Linked DNA regions of Homo sapiens: all the other regions are linked to region 3. A link is a contact called in ENCODE Hi-C or POLR2A ChIA-PET data. All regions are on one chromosome and are shown on one strand. The core of a region is the stretch at or near the end of the contact, and the rest is flanking DNA. Distances in the headings are between cores, read along the strand shown.

What was found. A loop is a pair of places that touch in the nucleus more often than their neighbours do. ChIA-PET counts read pairs that join two places held with the same protein, here RNA polymerase II (POLR2A). Pooled maps may share reads with other maps.
Region 1: a loop to region 3 is called in a map of naive thymus-derived CD4-positive, alpha-beta T cell, with 17 times the contacts of the local background. The contact joins the enhancer-like site here to the promoter of ARHGAP30 in region 3. A Hi-C loop is called at or near these places in 3 of 168 maps with a recorded cell type or tissue (naive thymus-derived CD4-positive, alpha-beta T cell and right lobe of liver) and 9 of 50 pooled maps. POLR2A ChIA-PET finds 5 or more read pairs at or near these places in 8 of 52 experiments (CD4-positive, alpha-beta T cell, CD4-positive, alpha-beta memory T cell, GM12878 and 5 more).
Region 2: a pooled map shows a loop between it and region 3 (5-fold over the local background). The contact joins the promoter of NDUFS2 here to the promoter of ARHGAP30 in region 3. A Hi-C loop is called at or near these places in 8 of 50 pooled maps. POLR2A ChIA-PET finds 5 or more read pairs at or near these places in 9 of 52 experiments (CD4-positive, alpha-beta T cell, CD4-positive, alpha-beta memory T cell, H1 and 5 more).

What each region holds. Positions count from the first base shown.
Region 1 is chr1:160,835,905-160,839,974 of GRCh38, forward strand. CD244 (CD244 molecule) reads right to left here. Exons shown (of 9, transcript NM_016382.4): 4 at 3,035-3,145; 5 at 2,547-2,614; 6 at 291-350. Among named protein-coding and RNA genes, the nearest start is that of CD244, 25 kb to the right of the region's middle. RefSeq lists enhancers at 1,308-1,822, 1,826-1,955. Within about 2 kb of position 1,752, at least 12 of the 41 ENCODE cell types and tissues checked have a DNase peak (open chromatin) inside an H3K27ac peak, as active enhancers do; they include CD4-positive, alpha-beta T cell and GM12878, where a contact is called at or near this core.
Region 2 is chr1:161,199,397-161,203,624 of GRCh38, forward strand. NDUFS2 (NADH:ubiquinone oxidoreductase core subunit S2) reads left to right here and starts at 2,971. Exons shown (of 14, transcript NM_001377299.1): 1 at 2,971-3,084; 2 at 4,041-4,147. The coding sequence starts at 2,990. RefSeq lists enhancers at 923-1,644, 2,909-3,238.
Region 3 is chr1:161,067,841-161,071,716 of GRCh38, forward strand. It overlaps ARHGAP30 (Rho GTPase activating protein 30), which reads right to left and starts at 2,051. Exons shown (of 12, transcript NM_001025598.2): 1 at 1,688-2,051. The coding sequence starts at 1,784. NECTIN4 (nectin cell adhesion molecule 4) reads right to left here. Exons shown (of 9, transcript NM_030916.3): 9 at 3,158-3,876. RefSeq lists an enhancer at 1,344-1,890 and a silencer at 1,787-1,936.

The DNA of each region.
Region 1 (4,070 bases), core at 502-3,001, 230 kb before region 3:
GTTGAGTCCCCTAACCAGGTTTCTGCTCCTATAGACTTTATCTGGGCCAGACCTTCTGCCAGACACGGAAGAAGAAGGAATGTCCACATCAGGCTTCCCAGCTGTGTTAAGATGCTCTAGTATCACACGGATCTTTTCAAATAATGTGTTAATGCAACTGAAGCCAAGCTATCTTCTGGATTCTAGAAGCACCAAGATCTTATTCTGCCATTCAATGGTGTGAGTTTCAGGGGGGCATTAGGAAACCCCAGAGATAGGTATGGAATGGACTAGAGAAACTGGAGAGGTACCTGGGACTGGATCATAGAGTAGATGGTGCTCCCCCCTCCAGGAAAAGTCTGCTCCTGCTCCTGCACAAGAAATGGAGATGGGGTAACATGAGCGACAGTTCGGTCTGTCCAGATTTAGATTGAGTGGGGAAAAACAGCACAAAGAAGAGGGCTTTTCAGGAGACTGGGAGGGAGGTGGCAGGACTGGGGAGAGTCATTGATCCTCCCAAGATGGGAAGAGACAGGAAGAAGAGCAGTTTGGAGTGGAACCATTAGTATCAGGAGCAAGGAACCACCTAGGTGTGAGGGGTTCCAGCAACCCTGCTCAAAGAGAATGCTGTCACTTTCTTTCCTTTAGTAACTTAGAAACCCTTCCTTGCAGAGCTCTGAGTAGGGCTGTTATCTGAGCCTTACCTCAGAGCACTGAAATTCAGAAAGTTTAAACATTTCAAAGACCAAACACAGTTAAGCCCTCTCTAGATCATCTTTGAGGCCACCTTGCCCTTGACCTCAAGTCAGCGCCCTGGGCAGCTATAGTGCTGGGTGCAGCCCTGAACCCAAGGGCCAAAGCAGGAAGCAGAGCTTCCTGCTTCCCTTTTCTTGTTCCTACCCCTTAGGAAATCGGTGGTGGAGGTATTTCATGCTGCCGGCCACTGAAAGCATATTGCCAGTTTGGGTTCTACTGGGAGCCAGTGGAGGCAGCAGGGTTCATTAGGCAAGGTGCAAGCAAAATTCCTGGAAGCAAGAAGAAGCTAAGAGAAGCAGAGAACTGTCAGCTGTCCTTAGAGGCTGGGGAGTCATGGGCATCTGACAATGTCAATAACTTCATTTGTGTTTTAAAATACTGCAGGAGTTTGTTGCTTTTCTCTCCCGTCCAGACCCGTGTGAAGTGTTTCTAGAAAGATTAGAGCTGGGTCTCAAAGTGAGACCACATGAAACTTGAGATTTAGGCCTTCAAATTGGAGCCCTGAGACAATAGGGAGAGGCCAGAGAGGGCTGAGGCCAGGCAGGGAGGAGCTCTTGAGTCGGAAGAAGTAAGCTAATAGGCCTGAATCCCAAAGAGGTTTCCTTTGCTCTAAGTTGTTTTTCCTCCTGTGGTCTCCTAATCTCAAGTCATCTTCTTTTTGGAAAAATAGATTATTTTTAGCAAGCACCCGGGCATCACTGGCTGTGGGTAGATTCACATGCTTTCAGGAATTTGTACCAGAGTCTGGTAGCAGTGAGAGAAACAAAGTCCCCTTTTATTATTCACATTCCAATAGCCACTGCTTTATTTTTCACATTCCCATAGCCACTGCTGGGGCAAAAATAAATAAATAAATAAAGATAAAAATAAAAAAACAGGCATGGGGAGCTGCTCTAACAGCCTCTGAACCCAGAGGCATCTGGGAGAGGATGCTTGCCTGCTCTGCGAGGCTGCACAGGGCCTCACGTATGTGGCCAGCACGGAAGAGCCCCACCACATGTGCTTCCTGCGTGCTGCTGGGTCTCCACAGCAAAGCGCCAGGGGGCAGTGGAAAGAAGGCACTTCCGCCCCACTTCACCCACCCTGCCCCACTTCCTGCCAGCAGTTTGGTAGGCTCCATCAGAGCTTTTCCCCTGGGCCTGTCACCACATCTGCCCTAAGCGAGACACAGCAGTGGGGGCATCTGCAGGCCCTCTGCAATTTCCTCCTCTTCTAATTCTTGGATGACAGGCAGAGTTGGCCCCTGCCTGCTGCGAAGAGCAGGCGAGAGGCTCCTGGAGGAGCCTACTCAGGCTGGTGGGCTTTGTGCCAGGCTGGTTACTCTCTCTAGTACCTCAGCCACACTCAGGCCTCTTCTTCCAAAAGGCTGTGAATGCAGCCTATTGAGCCAGCTACAAAACTATTATGCTTTGGCTGGTCACACTTCCCAGCCTGTGTCACCATTAAGGGACTCATGAATGTAAGCCCTGACTCATTAGGAAAAAGAATTTGTGGTCAGACAACAAATACCACAGCAGCACTCTGCCTCTGTCATTGATTTCTGTTGTGCTCCATCCCTTCTCAGCAGGTGCAATTCTGCACCAAGATGCCCCTTCAGCCTCCCTTTCATCTCCTCTGCTCCTTTTGTTTCCTCTTTTCCTCCATCACCAGAACTAGGAAGCAGGTGGAGAAAAGATAGATGGGGAAGGGCTGAGGGTCACATCAAAAGGACAGTCGTTCAGTCCTTTTTGTCCCTCTGCTCTGAATAACCATCATTGAAAGAGCATTTTCCAAGCCAGCTGAGAGAGACCCCAGCCTCCGGGATGACATACGTGATTTCTCCTGGTTTTCAGATCCTTGACATCTTCGTAAATTGTCAAAAATTCCTTGGGACTGGTCTCTGAGGGAGGAAGAAAACAAAGAGCAGAGCTGCAGAAACCTCCAGAAGGGCTTTTGCTTCTAACAGGTCCCACCTCTACCCCAAATGGCCAAACCTTAAAAAAGGTTCTAGAAAGGAGGCAAGTTAATGCTCTTCCCAGGAACCCCAAAGAGCACAGAGGCAGCAACCGAACTGCCCCTCCCACACCTCCTCCCAAACCAGCTGTCTACAGGGAAATCTGCGCATTGGGATCAGAAGGCATGAACTGGGAGAGAGAGCCTAGCAACCTGCTTGCCCCCCGCCACCACGCACACAAACATACCAAAGCTCGTTGAGGAAAAGGAGATGCTGTGCTCCCAGACACATCCCACTGGACGCAGGACAAAGTCACAGGATCCAAGGCCTCAGGCAGGAGCACCACCCTAAGGACCTTCCACTCACCTGACTGCTTCTCCTTCCTCTTTCTCCTCCACACACAGAAGCAGGCAAGGGTGCCAAGGAACAGTGCGCTTAGAATCACGATGATCACCAAAAACGGCCAAAATCTGAATTCTGAGGAATACAGAAGGCGTGAGAACTGAGCTGTCAGCTCGCTCTCTTCTTCCTTCCCACCTGCCTGCTGCAGGGGCTGCCTCAAAACCCACTTTTCTCTGTGTTGTGGCTGATTGCCTCGTGCTCTGAGAACTCACGGTCAAGGTTTTCTCTTTGCTCATTTGGTTAACCTCCTCTGAGTGATGCCAAGAGCATAGATATATCAGACAGGCCTGGCTCAAATTCTAACCCTGTGAGCTCTGCACTATTTATTTAACCTCTCTGGGCCTCTCAAGTCATCTTATTTTTGGAAGATGCCTCAGAGCCTCTTAGATTTTCTCACCTGTAAAAGGGGATAACGTTATCTACCTATAGGGGTTAATTACATGATCTAATACAGTTGCCCTCCAAAGTTTTGAGTTCCACAATGTGGATTCAATGAATTGTGGATCCAGAATATTCAGGGAAAAAAAATGCATGTGTATTGAATATGTAGAGGCCTTTTTCCTTGTCATTATTCCCTAAACAATACAGTATAACAACTATTTAAATAGCATTTACATTGTATCAGGCATTATAACTAATTTAGAGGTGACTTAAGTAAGGTATACAGAAGGATGTGTGCATAGGTTATATGCAAAAACTGCACCTGTTTATGCCAGGGACTTAAACATTCGTGGATCTTGGCATCTGTGGTTGCGAGGTGGGTCCTGGAACTAATTCGTCATGGATACTGAGGGACATGTAGCACAACAAATGTTACATTTATCCATTCCTTTGTTTTTAACTCAAAAAATACTCATTGTACAGGCAAGTTTTCCGTCTCACTTTTCCACTATTCCTTCCTTCATGGCTCTTCCTCATTTGAACTTCTACTTAAAAGATTTGTGTCACACATGTAGCCTGATATATAATCCAGCCAACAAGAGGAAGGAAAAGGAATTAA
Region 2 (4,228 bases), core at 1,721-4,220, 130 kb after region 3:
TTATAGTCTAACCTACCATGGCTTCTCTTTTCTCAAGGCTCCCTCATGCTGCCCTTTGGCCCTAGTGGCTGGTTTCCAGGGCTGAGGGGACTGAGTGAGCTGCCTGAGAAAAGAGGGTAGGGAACAGGTAAGGAGGCATCAAGAGGGAAGAACAAATAAAAGAGGTAGCTTGACATGGCTCAGGATAGAACTGAGCAGCTGGGAAGAGTAAAAAAGGCAGAACATTGGGGGAGGCAAGGAGACAGTGATCAGGGAGTTGACTGCCCAAAGGTAGGATGATCCTGCTTGGAATGAACATAACAGAGGCGGCAGATGACAAGGCAGGAGGGGTTAACGACTTTTCCTTTTATAGAAGGCGGATCCAGGGTGGCACCTCCTCTTTTCTAACGTCCCTTCTCTCCCTCAGGATCCCCCTTCCTGAGTTACCACTACCCACCCCCTCCAAAGCCCAGAACAGCCATTCCGCCTCCATTTCCCCCCAGGGTTCCCCCTCCCCACTTCCTGACTCCCCATTTCCCTGGCCCAGCTCCCAGTAGCTTCCCCCAGGCTTTTGGCCCTGCTCCTACCCACTCCCAACTGCCCTAAACCCTCCCCCAGCCTCAAGTCAGCCAGCCCCCAGCATAGGCAAGACTTGCTCTCAGGAACCCAGATTCACCCAGTATCAATCTGGGAGAATCCCCACCTGGCTCCCACCATCCACCCCACCTTGCTCTGAGAACCCAGTGGTTCCTGGAATATCTAGTCATCTTTTCTTTTTAATTCTCCCTGGGGCAGGGAGAGGGTGGAGACAGCATTGTGCATATAGGGAAATTAGGGTACTGGGAGAAATCCATTGCCTGGGGTGGGGAAAGTGGCTGGGGAGGAAGAGGTGGTGTTAGGGAAAGGAAGCAAATTATTCCTTTGGCTTTGGATAGGAGGGAACTCGGAAAAGAGGTCTTGGGTATGAACTCTCAAGGCAAGGAAGGGTTCAGAAGTAGGGGCAATTTCTGCTCACCCCATCCTCTGGCTGCTTGTTTCCCCAGGAAATCCCCAGGAAGGAGAGTGCAGTCAGCAGTCTCTTTCCTTTCCCAGAAGTGGACCACCTCCTCTTGCCTCTATTCCCCTATTCACTCTGCTTTGTCACCTCCTGTCCCCCGCATATCATATCCGTCAGAATACTTCCTTTCCCCCTCCCTTCCTGCTCAGGTCGGTAATACCTGCCCTGGTGCCTATCACTTCCTGGATCACCCACCCCCTTGTGACTGCCAGACCCACCTCTTGACCCACCACTTGCCTGACCCTGGTTCTAAGCCAACGGGGCTGGGACTAGAGGAGTCGGACAAAGGGTGGGAGACCAGAAGGGGCAGGGGCAAGAGGAGCTATCACCAGAGAACTCTACTGCCCCTTTCCACTCCCCTATTTGAGATGAGGACAAAGGGGGTGACTAAGCAATGAAAGACAAAGGGCTTTAGAGTGGCTGCAGCAGTGTGTGTGGGGGTGTTGGCAGCAGGGAGAAGGCACAAAAGCTGCAGTGTCCTAGGCAGCCCCTCAGGAGCCCCCCACCCCAGTCCCAGCTCAAGCTGCCTCCAGGGCCAAGCAGCCCAAAGTCTATCCTGACTTCTCCCAGGCTGGATCAAGGCAAATAAATGCAGTCCTTCCCATCCCCCACCACCATGGCCACATTTGCTGTGTTTCAACAATAGAAAGAAGGCCCAGGGAAAGAGCAAGGAATGAGGACAACAGAGGGACCAAACCTCTGCCCTGGCTCTGTGGCAGCTGCCTTGTCTAGCCCAGGTCCTGGTCAGTTCCCACAGCTAAGGATCTGGCCCCACCCTTTGGTACAGTTCCCATTAGGTCAATTCCCAGGCCAGAAGTCTGGCTTTCCCCTCTTTCTCTGCAGTGAAGAATTCCACCATCTCTGCTTCCTGGTCTGTCTGCCTCACCCTGCTGCGCTGCTGGTGGGCTGTGTCCCTGGGATCCTGTCTAGGGGATATCTGGGGAAGGCCTCTTTCCAGGCTCAGAGTTGGAGAGTTGTACAAACTCTACGGGTGGGTGGCCCAGCTGGAGTTGGGCTTAGAGGCAGAGGGAGAAAACAGGAACTAGCCTCTAAGGCTGGAAGAATCTTTGTCCATACAGAATTGTGATCAGACTCCTGGTGCTACTACATTTCCGTGCTGTTGGCCATTACCCAGGAGGGCTATAGCAGGGTCAGAAAGACGTTAGGGAAAAGAGGCTGACGCAAGACGGAAGTGGGGTGTGAGGCATCTCTAAGGGCGCTTCCTGGGTCTGTGATTCTGTAGGTTCGGGAAGCCTGGAGGATGTCAGGGTCACCCACAGAGGACCTCCACTCCCCCATCTGGGATGAGGTGGCTCCTACACACCCCGACACTCCCCTCCGCACCACCAATGCCGGCGGCCTTGGCATCCTATTCTTTTTTGTTTTGGTTTGGCGGGAGCTCTCAGACCCGCCCAGCCCCACTTAGGCTCCTTTCTCCAATCTCAATTTATGACATCTGGAAATTAGCTGGCTTTCCCAACTCCTGTCTTTTGGATTCAGTGATGGGAAAGTAATTGGCAAAGCCTGGGGCTACCCTATAAGGGCAGGGCTCAGATACAATCCGAGAGCAGGACTAAAGCATGAGGGCGGCCAAGGCGGAAGGGAGTAGGGAAGGAAGCGCCGCGCGTTTCCAAGATACGCAGGCGGGCTCGGCGAGAGAGCACGAAGTATCTGCCCCACGCAGGAACGGCAATTTTCCCTTGCTCGCTCCTAGAAAAGCCAGCCAGGAGCTGTGGGAGGAAACGCCCTCAGTAAAGATGACCGCGGTCACTGTTATCTAAACGCAAGTGAAGCCGAGTCACAGGACCCGGATGTTGTCAGTTCGACGGTAAACGACCCTGCCAGCTTCCAAGAGGGCGGCTTCACTGTGCGAATAGGTGAGAAGCCAAGAAGGAGGCGCGCTGGAGTTACTTCCGCCCGGTTCTCCTTCCCGCAGTCTGCAGCCGGAGTAAGATGGCGGCGCTGAGGGCTTTGTGCGGCTTCCGGGGCGTCGCGGCCCAGGTGCTGCGGCCTGGGGCTGGAGTCCGATTGCCGATTCAGCCCAGCAGGTGAGATCGAGGGCAGCTCTCGACACACTTTCTCCAAGGCTAGGGTTTCTCAGGTTGGGGACGCTTTACTCCCCCAGAAAATAATAACCCAAGCCTGTGACCCCATTGTCCATCCCTGATTTCTTGGGCTACGGGATGCAGTGGCGCCCACTCTGGCGAGGGAGGGGAGAGGGTCTAGAGTTCGTTCGTGCCGAGGTGAAATCAGCGGAGTGGGAGACTCTGCTTTTTAGCTTCAGTAATTTGAATGCACCTCTCCTGTCATACCTGAGTAGAGCTCAGCCAAAGAGCCAGAATGCTCGCTGTCTCTCTGTCGTTGACCTTGAACAAACACTTTTCTCACGTTCATATTCACCTGGTTGATAATATCAATATGATGAAAATATGAAGAAGCTAGGATCCCAACCTTGCATGCCCAGGGGTGATGGGTGGAGTTATTCCAGGAATAATTTGTTAGTAGGAATGGAACCTCTAGAGTTCCAGCTTGTTTTGCCGAAGCTACATTAACTTCAGATCAGTGACTTGGCATTAAAAAATCCAGGACATTGGCTGGGCGCGGTGGCTCACACCTGTAATCCCAGCACTTTGGGAGGCCTAGGCGGGCAGATCATCTGAGGTCGGGAGTTCGAGACCATCCTGACCAAAATGGAGAAACCCCCGTCTTTAAAAAAATACAAAATTAGCCGGGTTTGGTGGCGCATGCCTGTAATCTCAGCTACTTGGGAGGCTGAAGCAGGAGAATCACTTGAACCCGGGAGGCGGAGGTTTCAGTGAGTCGAAATCACACCATTGCCCTCCAGTATGGGCAACAAGAGTGAAACCCAGTCTCAAAAAAAACAAAAAACAAAACAAAACAAAAAAACAGGTCATCCTTCCTGGGTCCCCTTGAGAGTGAATGGGAACACAGGAACCAAACACTGTTCAGGCCCTTTGTCTAGGATCTGTCTTTGACTCCCCAGAGGTGTTCGGCAGTGGCAGCCAGATGTGGAATGGGCACAGCAGTTTGGGGGAGCTGTTATGTACCCAAGCAAAGAAACAGCCCACTGGAAGCCTCCACCTTGGAATGGTGAGTGACCAGAGTTGCTGTCCCAACCCACACCCATCCCTGCCCCCAGCTGATTTCCTTTTCTTTTTTTGAGACAGGGTT
Region 3 (3,876 bases), core at 801-3,300:
TTCCTTCCACTTTCCACCTCTCTGTACCAGGAAGACCTGAGGGATAGGGAAGGAGCCACCACTGCTACTCTGGTGCCCAAGATCAACCCACCCTTGGGTTCTGTGAGGTTCTGGTCTCCTGCTCTCGGATTCACCTAGGATCAGGATTCAGCAATCAGATCTGTCTGTCCCCTCTAGAGAGTGTGCCCCTTCCCTGCTAGGAATCCAGGAAGAGGCCGGGAGGGTTATAGGAGCAGGGTCTGGGCTGGCTGTGGGTTCAGTGTTTCAAGATAAAATTGGTTGGTGGACCACAAAAAAGGGCAGTACCAGGAAAGGCTGAACTGAGGGTTTGCATTGAGCTGGGAGGAGCACATCATCCCCAATTAAATCTCATAATCCTTGGCTAAGAATCATAGCTCTTGAGAGGAGTCCCTTAGAAAGGAGTAAGCCCTGCACTGATGGCTGTGCCACCTCCACTCTGCCCAGTGAGAAGAGGAAGGCTCAAATAAGCTCGCTTCAGCTGTTTAACACTCTTCCTTGGGGTCTGGGCTTTCCCTTAACCAAGGGCAATGGGGATAGGGGTCCTCTCACTGGAGGAGAAAAGGGGAAGGAGGTGTCTGGGGACGCAGGGGCGGGGCTAAGAGCAGGAAATGATCTGGGAACCACCATCACCCTCCCTCCGCTGCAAGCACCACAGCCCAGAGCAGAGGAGGGGACAAAGAGGAAATGACAGATTGGGGTGGGGTGGAATGGGGTGGAGTGGGGAAAGAATTATGCCTTTCTCTAGGAGGAGCTTGAAGTGCCAAAAACAAGCTGGGCTGGGCAGCCAGGGTGCCTGGGTTCAATTTCAAATTGAATCAAGAAATGATTTTGAGTGGCTGCTCCATGCCAGGCCCCGTTGTGAACCTGATATTGTCCCTGGTCCTTCTGGCTTCAAAGCCCACTCTAAGGTAACCCAGGGAGGGAGCTGGGTGAGCTCCACAGACAGCTCCACACCCACCCTCCTTTGCACCCTCCACCTCCAGCTTCAAGCCAGGCCTCACACCCTCTCTTTCATTCTTCCCCATTTCAGCAGCTTCTCCCCTTGCCCCCCACTTTGAACCTGTTTCTCTTTTGCACAGGGACAACAAGAGAATCACAAAGACTAGGGGCAGAGGTTGTTTCCAGCCCGACATCATCCCCTGCGGCCCAGCAAGGCTGCAGTGGGAACAGAGCCCATGACCTTGTCCTTGGGTGTTCTCCAGCCAGGAAACCACCCGCCTCAAGGGCCATCTTGAGACCCTTCTGGGGCCATTTCCCTGTCTCCTTTCATTCAGACCTAAGGATAATCATTTCCCCTTCAGCCACTCCTCTCCTGACCCTGTCGCCTCACCCTCCCTCTCCTGTTCCCAGTCACCTGCCCGCTGTTTCATCCACTCCTCCTCGGTTTCCAGTCTCTCCATCCTCCCCCTCACTGCTACCTGGGTACTCACATTCTCATCCCCTCAGCCACCCCATCCCCAGAAAGTTACACAAGGGAGCCGCCCTGCCTTCTTCACTGAGCCACATTTCCTGTCTTGCCCACTTACAGTTCTCTTGAATGGTGACCCCAGGCCACTGCCCCTTCCCCAGGAGCACCGGAAACTGCTTCTGCCCTTCAGGCTGGATCGGGCTGCAGATGCCCAGTGCCTCCCCACCCACCCTGCAGAAGCTGAGCCGGCCTCCTTACCCTCCTGGCCTGAGTGCTGCAGGTGCTCCTGCAAGTCGCACCCAAAAACCCGCTCCTTTGCGCTGCCCTTCTTCTTTCCTTTCTGCCGAGACTTCATGGCCAGAGCCCCAGGGCACTGGCCCGGTCACCTCTATCCCCCAAGACCTGTGCCCTACCAGTCCCCCATGGGATCCCAGCCAGCTGCTGGGCTTGGCCCGGCCCCAGGGGGGCAGGGCTCCCAATTGGGGGTGGAGGGTGGCCTGGGCAACGGGCAGCAGCTCCTGCCCCTGGGGCCCCGGCCACACGGAAGTGGCTGTTGAAGAGGAAGCTACCAGGACCCTGGCAAGAAATTGTGTCCTGTGTCTCGTGGCCCAGCCTGGCACTCGCCCTCCTCGCCCCGCTCAGCTTTAGGGGGCAGGAAGCAGTGCAGCTCCTTAACCCACTTCCTGTTAGAGCATCTTTGCAACCACAGGGCCTAGGGTGGGGGAGGTAGCTGACATTCACATCCTCACCCTTTGCTTGGACTTCATTCATTGGTCAGGGGAGGTGATGTCAGAGCCCTGGGGTGGGGTGATGGCGTCTGTGGTGTGAGCAGGTGACCAACTCCCTTAGAGACCAGAATTCTTGGGTCCAAGGTAGAGACCTGGGGCTTGCCTGGGAGCAAGTTGACACAGGGCTGTAAAAAGCACACTCACAAGGGAGGATGCCTGGGTTCTGCCTCTGATGGATCTAGCACCTCAGTCAAATCGCATTACTTCACTGAGCCTCAGTTTCCAAACCTAGGAAAATGAAGGGAGCAGACTAGAGGACCTTTAAATCCTCCCACCTCTAAGAGTCTGTAAAACTCATTTAACTTGAGTTTCAGTTTCTTTACCTGTAAAAAAGGGTACACTGCTGCCTATTTCACATAGCTGTTGTTGAGTCTCCAGTACAATAAGGAATTCAGGCTGGGCGCAGTGGCTCACGCCTGTAATCCCAGCACTTTGGGAGGCTGAGGCGGGTGAATCACCTGAGGTCAGGAGTTCGAGACCAGCTTGGCCAACATGGTGAAACCCTGTCTCTACTAAAAATACAAAAACTAACTGAGCATGGTGACGGGTGCCTGTAATCCCAGCTATACGGGAGGCTGAGGTGAGAGAATCGCTTGAACCTGGGAGTCGGAGGTTGCAGTGAGCTGAGATAGTGCCACTGCACTCCAGCCTGGGTGACAAAGTGAGACTTCATCTCAAAAAAAAAAAAAAAAGGAATTTAAAACACTTTGCAAACTAAGGTACTGGCCATCCTCGAAAGGGTTCTTAGCTTCACTTTCCTACCAGGGGACTCTCAGAGATGGCCAAAGGCCTTGTGGAGGCCAATTCTTTCCCTTCCCTCCCAGCTACAGGCATCCTAAGTCTTCCCCTACTTGGGACTACAGGAAGGATGGTACCGAGACAGAGAGTATGTGACTCAGAGCTTACACAGTTCAAGGGGCAAGACAGGAGCCAGACAGAACAAGTTTTGTCTGTTTATTTAAAAACAGAATATCATTTTATGTACAAATATGCACATATTTACATAAAATGTACATGTTAGGATCTTAGATCTTCAGGCTCCACATTCGAAGTCCTAGGCTGGCTGGGGAACGAAGGATGGGAGCCTCTCCCTTAGGCCAGAAATCCAGCAGATTTCAGACTAAGAAGAGTTTGGGTACTAAATCTAGGTATTCTGGCTGAGTGTATCTGGGTGGGCCAGCTAAAAATAAACCTCATTGAACTCCAGCCCCAACCCAGAGAAACATCCAGAAGAGCCTTGAATTAGTGATCCAAAACCCAGGGGGAAAGGCGACATTCTCACCCCCAGCACCTCCTTCACCTCACCTCAACTCCTACTCTCTCGGTCTATAATCACTGCTCTCTCTCTCCCCAACACCACTATTGAACAGGAGCCCTTGTCACCAGGTCCAAGCAATTCCCTAAGGTATCACAAACAATGGTGGATGCAATTTTACCTTACTCAGTAACCACGAGGCTCACATCCCTAATTTCAGACTCTACCAGCTCTCAGGTGCCCTCCCAAGGGGCTGCCTGCATGAAGATGCCTTGGAAGTAGCCCCTTTCACAATCACAGGAATTAACCCCCTGGTGTTGGAGGGGCCTCACTTTAAGCAATCCCAGTAGTAAACATTGGATAAATCTAAAGGCTTTCTTTAATTTTTTTTTTCTCTTCGTAAA